Regions from separate parts of the Mus musculus genome. Here region 2 is linked to region 1. A link is a loop called in an ENCODE intact Hi-C map of the cell type or tissue named here. Cell type or tissue: left cerebral cortex. All regions are shown on one strand. Links, peaks and the distances in the headings refer to the core of each region. The heading gives the core; the rest is flanking DNA. Region 1 has its middle 47 kb from the start of Ostm1. Region 2 overlaps Afg1l (AFG1 like ATPase).

The links. Hi-C counts contacts between places; a loop is a spot of excess contacts. Peaks named below come from ENCODE experiments on the same cell type or tissue, not always from the same donor. Only the 100,000 strongest peaks of a DNase experiment are listed, where the experiment ranks them.
Region 2: it touches region 1 in a loop (4-fold over the local background); 13 of 42 quality-filtered maps call a loop at or near these places.

The regions. Positions count from the first base shown.
Region 1 is chr10:42,629,069-42,634,442 of GRCm38, reverse strand. No RefSeq gene overlaps it. Among named protein-coding and RNA genes, the nearest start is that of Ostm1, 47 kb to the left of the region's middle. In left cerebral cortex, for the core only: no CTCF peak of the experiment used is centred there; DNase peaks (open chromatin) are centred at 1,653, 1,726, 1,789 and 3,271; H3K4me3 peaks cover 1,602 bases.
Region 2 is chr10:42,321,014-42,326,387 of GRCm38, reverse strand. The region is part of intron 10 of Afg1l (AFG1 like ATPase); the gene reads left to right. Among named protein-coding and RNA genes, the nearest start is that of Foxo3, 47 kb to the right of the region's middle. In left cerebral cortex, for the core only: no CTCF peak of the experiment used is centred there; a DNase peak (open chromatin) is centred at 3,305.

The DNA of each region.
Region 1 (5,374 bases), core at 253-5,252:
GAGAGTCTGGGTAGGATTGAATGTCCTTTGTAGGTATCAGCCAGGCTCACTCCACCTTCCTCCTTACTCAGCACGGCAGGGATGGGGATCCTTGGGGGTTTATCTTCTACTCTCTGCATCTCAGACCTTCATTCCTGCGTCCACTGGAGGGCATCCTGTCCACCTCCCTTAAAGGGTCATTTGGCCAGTATTTGGTGCCTATGTGAGCTGGCCTACCACATAGGTCTTGGTGTGATCTCTGATCTGGTCTGAGGAGCTCCTGAACAGGCCCGACTCTACCAGTCTAGCAGGTGAAGAGACTGAGCACAGAAGGCCCTCAGAGAAGTTCCAGGCACTCGCCCCAGTGGGGAACCCCAGAGGAGGTCTAGATCCCTCAGCCAAAGCCCAAAGACACTCAGTCTGGACACCCTGGGGACCATAATGCACAGCTAGTGTTGCAGTAGTGTACAGGCTCAGCGTGTATGTGTGTGTGTGTGTGTGTGTGTGTGTGTGTGCGCGCGCGCGCGCGTGCGTGTGTATACTCGTGCAGATGAGGCCAGCTCTTGTGTAGTATGTTTAGAAGTTTGTTACCGCATGAACAGGTTTTTCTGAATATATGATATGAATAGGCTGTGCTTGGGAGTGATGTATGTAACTTAAACACATGTAATGTGGTGGGTGTGGGAAGTGACAGGTCCGAGCGGTTCCCCAGATGAATAAGGCTTCAGGCATCAAGGGCGGGTTTGGTTGACTAGGGTGACCCCAAACACTGAGCGGCAACTCCAGCTGCAGCCGTACCTCTCAGACTCCTCCAGGTCCAGCTAAGAGAAGAGGAAGTGCCCTCCACCCGGGAGCTTCTGGGAAAGGCAGAGTAACCTTTAGGCTGCAGGAGGTTCCTTGCACCTACTGAGAAACTGAAAGTAAAGTTTGGGCACTCCAAAAACCAAAAGACTTTTCTCTGCACCCACAAGGTGCGGTCAGACCCAGGCCCTTTGAGCTTTTCGCCTCCTTCCTAGGCCAGCTACCCAAGGTGATACTGGTCATGGTCCTCGCACCTTGATCTGGGAGCTCTTTGGAGCTGTTAAAGCGATCCCTCCCGAGATGCTCTGGCCGCGCCTGGGCTGGAACCCGCTTGACCTCGGCCATTTGAGAACTTTGTCCCCAGCCCAGCCCCAGCAATGGGCGCCTAGGCCAGTGTTGAGTACTGTAGGTGTCGGCGTGGGAAATGGCCGTGTTGGCTTACTCCCTCAGGTCTGGCCTGAGCTGCCCTGACACCGGCCAGGACCCGGGGACCAGCAGCGCGTGCACAGAGCACATGCGCCCTTGAGGGGGACAGTCGCCAAGCCGGCCCTAGCGGGAGGGGCGGGAGAGTTGTGTATCCTTGGCTTCCACACTCCCCCCACCCCGCTCTGCAAGGGTTTTCTTTTTTTTTTTTCTTTTTTTTTTTTTGTATCTGTGCACAGTTGGGGGCTCCCTCGCCAGCCACCCCTGGGCCTCCCCATACAGAATAAAGTCAGTCTGTATTTAATGGTCATGGCGGATGTGAGGGGGATTTGGCAGAAGCAGAGGAGAGGCCTTTCGCTCTCAAACATCTCTCCTGACGTCGTGTGAGTCTACCAACCCACCACGACCCCATATTCTTCTGCGGGTGTCTGACTCGAATGACAAGCGAGCTGATTTTTTCAGTACATAGCTGGGAAATGTACTGAGTGATAATAGAGATTTCTCTTTCATTTTTTACGCTTGACTTGGTTATTGTTGCTTTTCTTTTCCCGTGATTCCTTCTGAGGATTAGCTCTGACTTCCCCACTATTGGCGGTCAAAGTGGCCCCGACTCGGGATGACAATTGACGGGGATCAAGGGATTGCCCATTCTGTGCCTGTAAGAACGGATTCGCCAGAGAAACTCATCAAGTGGAGTCGGAGAATAAAGACCGTTCGGGGGTAAATGTATTCATTGAGAAGGGCTCTCCCAAATTGCTTCTAAGTTTTTTTAATGAAAAGTAACGATTGCAGCAATCAGCGGCTTTTTGGCGGATTACAAATCTGGAGGGAGCTGCGGCGCTGCATTGAAAAGTACCCCCGCCTTCGCACGGGGCAGGCAGTTCACAGGAGCGGCCGGAGGGGCGGGGGTCCGGTTGCAAGACAAAGGCGAAGAGTGTGGGGCGGCGCGGAGGCGGGGTGGGGGGGGACTCGGGGCGCTAGGGAGCTCCCCAGAGGAGCGGGGCGCCGAGGTGTCCCGCCAGAGCAGGCGAGGGACTGAGCCCCCACAGTCTTAAACCAGGATCAGGGAGCAGGAGAGGGTGGCTAGGGAGACCCACCGCGGCACCACCACTTTTGGGTGATTTCAGGCCTGTGGAACCCAGAAGGTATTTTGAGGAGCCAGGTCATCTCAGAGATAGGGGCACGGGAGGGAGGACACAACTGAGGTACCACCTAGCCACCCTAACCCTCACCCCTGGCCTTTGCACGCACCGACAGTTTGTTCTAAGCATGCCACATTTTTGCACAGTGGGAACGCGCTCTTCCACACTCAGGGGTCTTCTCTGGGTAAGGCAGAGAGAAGGAGGGAAAGCGGCGTCCTCCTTCCCCTGGACAGCAACAAAATATCTCCAGGCCGCATCGGACCGAGCCAAACGCTTCTAAAGGGCGCGCGCAAACGCCCTCTGCCATTGCGGGAGTCCACCCACGGGCAAAGCATTTCCCACAGAGCATTAGCAAACACCTTCCCCCTCGCCCTCCCTGAGCCCCACAACGGAGGATGTCGCCCCAGAAAAAAAAAAACGAGAAAGGAGCACAAACAGGGGTGCGAGAACAACCCGCTGTTCCCATAGCCTCGTGGGATCTGCTAAAATGAAAATTCAGGTATTTTTTAAAATAAAATATCTCAGTCGAGGGGTGGAAGGTATGTTTATCATTCCAGCTTTTTAAAAAACAAAAAACAAAAACAACAACAACATCAAAAAATCCAACTCTCTGGAGGAGAGAAGCAGCGAGCCTGGGGGGGGGGGGCGCAGGAGGAAGAGGGCCCCTCTCCTGGGCCCTCCTCAAGTGCAAGAAGAAACCCAGCAAGGCAGGTCCGCACTGATGGTTTAACTTTTTTCTTTGCAGCTTGTCAATGCGACCATTGCTTTGATGGGACGCTTCTCAAGGTACACATTTCTGAACTTCACCCTCTTTTCAAACTAACTCCCTACCTCCTTGTTAGTGGCCAGCTCTGAACTTCTGCAGAGTGTTTTTGTGTGAGTCGGGGCTCATTCACGCTGCCTTTGTAGGCCCCTTCTCTTTCAGGCCTCGGCGTGTTACACCAATTAAAGGGCGACGTGCTGTAAATGTAATGGGCCGCGCTGCGATTGTTCCTGACAGGCAACAAAACACGTAGATCCACCCCTTAGATTAGGCCGCTGAAGGGGAGGTTGAGGCCGGTCAGTTTACTGAATAGTTTGTGAACTGTAATTCTGAGGGCTCGTGTGAAAAAAAAAAAATGCTCCTACCCACCTCCCTAGACTCTCTTCTCCCCAGCAGCTCGAAGAAAGAAAGGAACAAGAAGAAAAAGTGACATCCATGGGGCAGAATGGGGTCACTAGAGGGAAAAAAAAAACCCGCATGAGGGGCTTGTTCTGACACTTGGGCAATCCAAAGAGAGCCCGCAGCTCTTCCCCTCCCCCACTCTCTGAAAGCATCCCTCCTGGCCTTCCCCACTGCTGGCCACTCCAGCCTTCTCCCCTGCAGTGGGTACTTGAAGTCAGGCTAGAAGTGAGGTCAGATTGTCCTGTAATATTGCAGAGGGATTTGACCTGGCCTTGGTAGGCCACCAATGCCTCCCTGGACGGCACTGAACCTTTAGCCCTTGGCTTCTAGTCCCCCCCAACACACACACACACACAACACCCCACACACACATCCAGGTTCTGAAGAGCCCCTATCTGCCCACCCTAGCAGCTGCCTGGGCTATCTCCTAGGAGTTCCTCCTCTCTAGGTGTGCTGCTCTCTAAGCACCTGAACTTCAAGGAATAAAGTATTTCACAAATTCTGAAGCCCAGAGAAGCAACTTGAGCCAGGTTCCCAAGGAAAATCTCTTCACTCCAGCAGATCATGTCCTCCCAGTTTCTGGGACTGTCTGTCTGTCTGTCTGTTTTTCTGTCTGTTTTTCTGTCTGTCTCTTCTAATTAAGAAAAATGTTTTTGTTACACATATGTATCAGTTTGTGTGTGTGTGTGTGTGTGTGTGTGTGTGTGTGCGCGCGCACTTGTAAGAGTGTATGTGTAGGTCAGAGGACAACTTGCAGGAGTCGGCTCTCTCCTCCCACCAATCAGACCTAGGGATCAAACTCTGGGTTGTCAGGCCTGGCAGCAAGTGCATCTACCCATTGAGCTTCCCTGCAGGCTCCTGTTCTTTATTGCCCTAGGTAAGCTCAGCTCTAAGGGCTTAGAAGGGTTCCTGCACACCGGGGAGTCAGTTCTCTCCTTCCACCACGAAGGTCCTAGGGACTGGAACTCCAGTTGTCAGGCATCCCTACCCACTGAGCAATCTAATCTTACCAGCCCATTTCCCCATTCCTACGAAACTTCCCCAGCTACTCCTCGAAGCGCATCCCCAACTCTTGTCTGTCAATTTCCACCCTAACTCCACTGCCCTGCTTTCCCAAGAGACACTTTCCTGAAGCCATCCCAGGGTGCAGAGACCCCAAGAAGAGACATGTAGAGAAACCAAGCAAAGCCTAGGGTAGGTAGAGCCGAGGCAGGCTGGTGAGAGGGCAAAGGACAGACTCAGGACAGGCTGTGGAGCTAGGCAAGGATGCTGGGTAGTACTTGCCGCAATAAAGAGCTGTTTGTCCCTTGCTGTTCTGGAAAGCAGTGGCACACTCCTTGCCTCTTTGTGTCTCTCACTCCTGTTTCCAGTATCTGACATACGAGCCAAGGGACACCATCAGAAGTATGGACCAACAACACCTCCCATCCAGCCTTCCCTGCCCTGCACTGTGTCCTGGTGCCGAGTGACAGAACACAGGTGCCTGTCCCCGTGCTTTTATTCTCAGTGACACCCTAATGACACTACTTCTGTGCTAGGAACAAGTAACACTCCTTGACAGGTGCGCAGTGAGAGAATTTAACTTCTGGAAGCAGGGGATCTCTTGTCCCCTCAGTTCTGGTAGCCCCAACTTGGAGACCATGACCCAATAGAACTGACACCTCTGTTTCAGTGGAAACCAAGATAACAACACTATTTCGCTGTAGTAACTGGTTGTTGAGAATAATTTGATTTTGGCCAAACGGAGACAGCCAAGTCAAGGGTGGGCTGGAGGCACACTTTTAAAGGCTACAGACCCAGCTGGGCAGAGTGGCACATGCCTTTAGTTCCAGCACTTGGGAGGTAGTCAGGGGCAAGCAAAACT
Region 2 (5,374 bases), core at 295-5,294, 310 kb after region 1:
AAACCCAAAGCAGACAGCTGTGCTTTGCCTCACACAGGAGAAAGATGCCAGCAAGCGAGCTCTTTATTCCTCAAAGTTTGCCAGAGAAACTGCTACGTGTGATGCAGCTGTACACTCCCGGTAATTAAGGAAAACAAACGCTCTTTGCAAACTCATTATAGATTTAAAGTTCCTTAAGTTTCCATCAGGTTTCCACAGAAACAAAGAGTTTGAGACAATAGTGGGGAATGCACAAACCATCGAATAAGTGGATTTTAATTGTTCCTGTCTCGAAAATTATCCAGATAACCAGGCACATCAAAGACTATTAAACTTTTTAATTGTTCAGGTAGAAAGACGGAGAATGTCATCATTATCTCGCAGAAGAACCCGCTGTAGATAATGCTACTTGAATAACATACTCAAGGATACTACTAAGTGAAGTGCCATTTAGTACTCAGAAGTAATCATGGGTTTTAATTATTCATAGGGCACATGGCATGAATTCACAATATCAGTTATGGTTTCAGAAAGTATCCTATGCTGCGGCTTATGCACGCAGGAGGATGAGCTGCTGCAAGGTAAAAGCACAGGTACCCGCAGCTGCCATGGCATCCCGGGGATGCCGGGTAATTTTACGTTACTGTGGTCAGAAGGTCGGAGAGCCTTCAGAGTTCTTACAGGATTTAGTATTACTCTTCATCCAAGCTATAATTGATTTAGAAGTCTTTTGTTCGTATAATCTTTTTAGACAGAGTCTCACCCATCCCAGGCTGGCCTCAAACCTACTACGTATCAAAGGATGACTTTGACCTCCTAGTCGCTTTGCCTGTACTGCCCAATGCTGAGATTATTGGCAGCTGGAGGAAGTCTTGTGTTTATGACTTACATACAACGCAAGCCTTTGTTCCTTTCTGCTAGGGACCGAAGAAGGTAAGGTAGTGGTGCCCCTCTGAGCCTCCAAGTCTTGTACAGCGATATAGTAAAGGTGACAATGGCGAACCTAAGGAGATTTAGAACCTTCCAAGTTTTTCAGTGCAGTCACGTACTCCTTAACGTCAGTACGGGCTCTGAGAAATGCTTCAGTAAGCAGTTTTGTCAAGTGAACACCATAGGACGTGCTCACGAAAGCATAGGCTCAATGGAGAATCTATTGTTCCTGAGCTGCCAACCTGCACAGTGGGTCACTGCACTGAATACATACCAAAGATGCTTGAAACACAGGAGCAAGTGTTTGCATGGGAAGGTGGAAAGGGTACAGAAAGCTACTAAGATACAGGGCATTTTCAGCTCCTTTATAATTTCATGGACCCCTGTTGTATATAACCCACCATTGATCAAAAACATCATCATGTGGTATGTGATTGTATTTGTATTTGTATTTGTGCTGAATATTTTACACATTGACTTTACATCAGTATTGGGAAGTATGCAGGGGACTGGGTAGCTGAAACTGTGAGATGGCATAGGAGGTAGAGGTACTACAGATGAAGGCACTCATGGGAGCCTGGAAGTCCGAGTCTGATCCCTGGAACCAGCTAAAGGTGGAAGGACAGGACCGACTCCACAGCTGTCTTCTGACTTCCACATGGCTACTCAGACACATCATGCATGTGCATGTGAGCATACATGCACACACACACACACACACACACACACCCCACCACCACCACCACCACCACCACATACATGGTGTTCAAATTATAAATAGGAATTAGTAAAGATATTTAGCCTTGCTTAACATCATCATTCTGTTTTATTCTCTTTTGTCATAATGTATTTTGCTTCTTTTATAAAATATGGAATTTTTTTTTAAAAGAAGCTCTTTAAACACAAAGCTTAATGTACTTGCAGGTAGCAGTTGGTCCCTTTCCTGCTTACATGGCTTGGGCGAAACACAGGTCTTAACACAGCTGTAAACTTTCACTACATTTCTTCCACTCAATGTTTCACATAGGTGTGTCTCCATACCGTAAAATATTTTTATGAACACCATTGTTGTTGGCAACGTCCCATCTGCATGTCTTCTTATTCACTCAGGTTCCCCATCAGATGTCAAGGTCAAGTTTGGTCACACCAATCCAAGTGTCCCTGTGCACAGAGCCCCAAGTGTCCCTGTGTACACACAGCCTCAAGTGTCCCTGTGCACAGACAGCCCCAAGTGTCCTTGTGCACACAGCTATAAGTGTCCCTGTGCACACAGCCCCAAGTGTCCCTGTGCACACAGCTCCAAGTGCCCCTGTGCACAGACAGCTCCAAGTGTCTCTGTGTACACAGCTCCAAGTGTCCCTGTGCACAGACAGCTCCAAGTGTCTCTGTGTATACAGCTCCAAGTGTCCCTGTGCACACAGCTCCAAGTGTCCCTGTGCACACAGCCCCAAGTGTCCCTGTGCACACAGCCCCAAGTGTCCCTGTGCAGTCTTTTGTTGGATCTCAATTCCTTTGTCCTTCTGATTTCTAGGTGGCTGAGTCAAGTTTATACCTTGTAAAAGGCTCTTCGTTGAGTCTGACATGTTGTTTTCTGGAATAAGTGGATAAACTCTGTCTTCAGTGAGCTGCAGGCATGGTCATGTGCTTGCCTGCGTGGAGCAGCTGTTTATTTCCTTTGCGAGGCCAGTATGTGAGACATGGCCTGTCGCTATCACGTCATCCTTCTTCAGCGATTATGGCTCCTCTGCTCTTACCTCGTAGCCCTGACACTTCATGTAGATTTCGTTCTGTGAATTGTCATTTAAACCCCACATTCATATTTCTGTTGGCGTGCTCCTAAGATGCTGCTCTCCCCTAGCACTCTCTTCACATCGGCCCATTCTTTTCTCGCTACTCTGCACTTTCAGTCATTCGCTCCCAAGTCTTCCTGCATCCTGCCAGGGTGCTACATAATTTCCTAACTTTTTTTTACTTGACTCCTGTATGTAGTAAATCATAATATTTATTTCTGGAAATGAGATGTATACTGTGGCATGAAATCTGAGGTCAATACAGGAGTCAGCGGCATCAAATAAATCACTGAATATATAGTTACATGTTTTTACCAGTAATGTAGAACTGGGAAATCTAGACCAAATTTTTCTACATGTGCTGAACTTGTTATCAATAATGAGAACACGGAATTCTGTAGTAGCTCTCGCTGGTGAGCATGGTTCCTTTAGCGATTGCTGCATAATGAATCCTCCCCAAACTCAGTGGACTACAACAATAAGCATTCATTCCTGCCCTCTGATGTCCTGGTCAGCTGGGACGGTCTTTTGATCGCTGTTGGACTAGCTTTGGCATCTGCAGTTTTGCTGATCTGAGCTGGACTCTTGTCTGTTTGGGGACCTGCCAGCTTTATGCTAGTCCAGGGTCCGTTCTCGTCAAGGCAATCAGCCTTCCTGCGTTCTCTGCAGCAGTTGATCTAGGTGTGCAAGAGCCTTAGGTGCTGAGACCTAAGCTTAGAACTCGAAACTGTCTTATGCCACGTTCTAATGGCCCCGGATTACAAACCGGGGCTGAAGAGTGGGCAGATCCCTTCACTTCCTGTCTTAGTATAGCTGGGTAATCACAGTCCATACGGGCATAGACAAGCAAGCAGGAACACGTGGAGCCGTTCCCAGGCGTCCACACCCCACATGGGCATCCTGCATTTCTCCAAAAAACATGTCAGAGGTTTTAACTTGTAATTTTCTAGAATATTTTTCGAATTGCATTGAATGGTTCCAAACGTTTTAAACACTGAATGCCAGAAAGCAAGGGATTGCATGGCAGCACTGTCTATGTATAGTCTCCTATAGTCTCCATGATGACTGGCATACATCAAAAGTGATACCGTTTGTGTATTACAGCACTATCAGCAGCAATATGTTTTCAGTGAAAACATCTGATTCTGTATGTTATAGAGTGAGAAATAGTTATCGGGTAGCTAGGCATGGTGGTACACACCTTTAATCCCAGCGCCCGGGAGGCAGTAACAGATGGATCTCTGTGAGTTTGAGGCCAGGCTGATTGACTGAGCAAAGTCTAAGTCACCAAAGCTATATAGTGAAATATGGTGTGTGTATGTGTGTGTGTGTGTGTGTGTGTGTGTGTGTGTGTGTGTGTGTGTGTCTGTGTCTGTGTGTCTGTGTGTCTGTGTCTGTGTGTCTGTGTTTGGAGACCAATGAGTTCTAAAGAAAGAACTGGGCTTCTCTCCTGGCAGGCTTGTATGTTATCAGTATATGTCTCTACTTACTCATTTCATAAATATTACGCACTTCCTACATTCTGTGCACCGTGTTAGAGCGAGCGTAGTGGAGGCCTGGGCTCCGCCCCCTGGCCATGCATTGAGGACAAGGTCTGGTACAGAAGCTGTTTGTCACCTACATAGGACTTGATGGGCAGAGGCCATGTAGAGCATGGTAGGAAGAGTGGAGGCAGCAATGTCCTTTCCTGAAGGACAGACCAGGTCAGTACAGATGTTGGCTCACTGAGGCTACCTGACCTCATGACCTCATGAAAGGATTACTGAATTGTTACTGGGTCATAGCTGCGCACTGAACGTGGCATGCTAAGGAGTGTCCCATGCGCCCTCTTCCGTGAATCTGTAAGCGACCAGCATTTCCTGAGTATGTACTTGGTAGTCAAGACATTGAGTCCTCAGGACAAGCCTGCTAGATGGAATCTCCTTCACTGGTGAAGAAACCAAACTTCAGAGCAGTCTGCTCAAGGCTGCCTGACTACAAGGAACGGGCCCAGCATCTCCAACCCCTCCATTGCCCTGCCTGATGAAACATAACTTTTCTAATTAATAAGCACTTGTGTAGCTCACCAGAGTCAGTCCTGAATTTTCCTTTCAGTATTATAGACATTTAAACAAAGCCACTATGTAAAATATTTACTAAGCAAAAACCCTCTTTGTTTCTTCCTTTTTTGCTTGTTTGGGTTTTGTTTGTTTGTTTGTTTGTTTGTTTGTTTGTTTGAGACAAGATCTCTCTATGTAGCCCTGGCTATCCTGAAACTTACTATGTAGACCAGGCTGTCCTTGAACTTAAAGAGATTCACCTCTCTCTGCCTCCCAGTACTGGAATTTTAAAGGCATGCACCATCATACCTGGCCTGTTTTCATTTTTTTTCATGGTTTTTGGAGATAGAGTCTCAAGTGTCTGAAGCCGACCTCAAGCTCACTTTGTAGCCCTGGCTGACCTTGGCTTTGATCCTCTTCCTCCACCCTCCAAGTGCTGAGACCCAGGGGTCACCACACCGACTTTCCACAGGGCTAGATGGGACTTTTTGCATGTGAGGTACTCACTCCACCAGCCAAGCCCTGCCCCGGCTCACAAGTTCCCACTTTATATTTTAAATCCATTTTATTGGCGCTTACATCCTTTGGAAACGTCTTCACTAATTAGTACACCCGTTCTTCTCTCTGGCGTTTGTA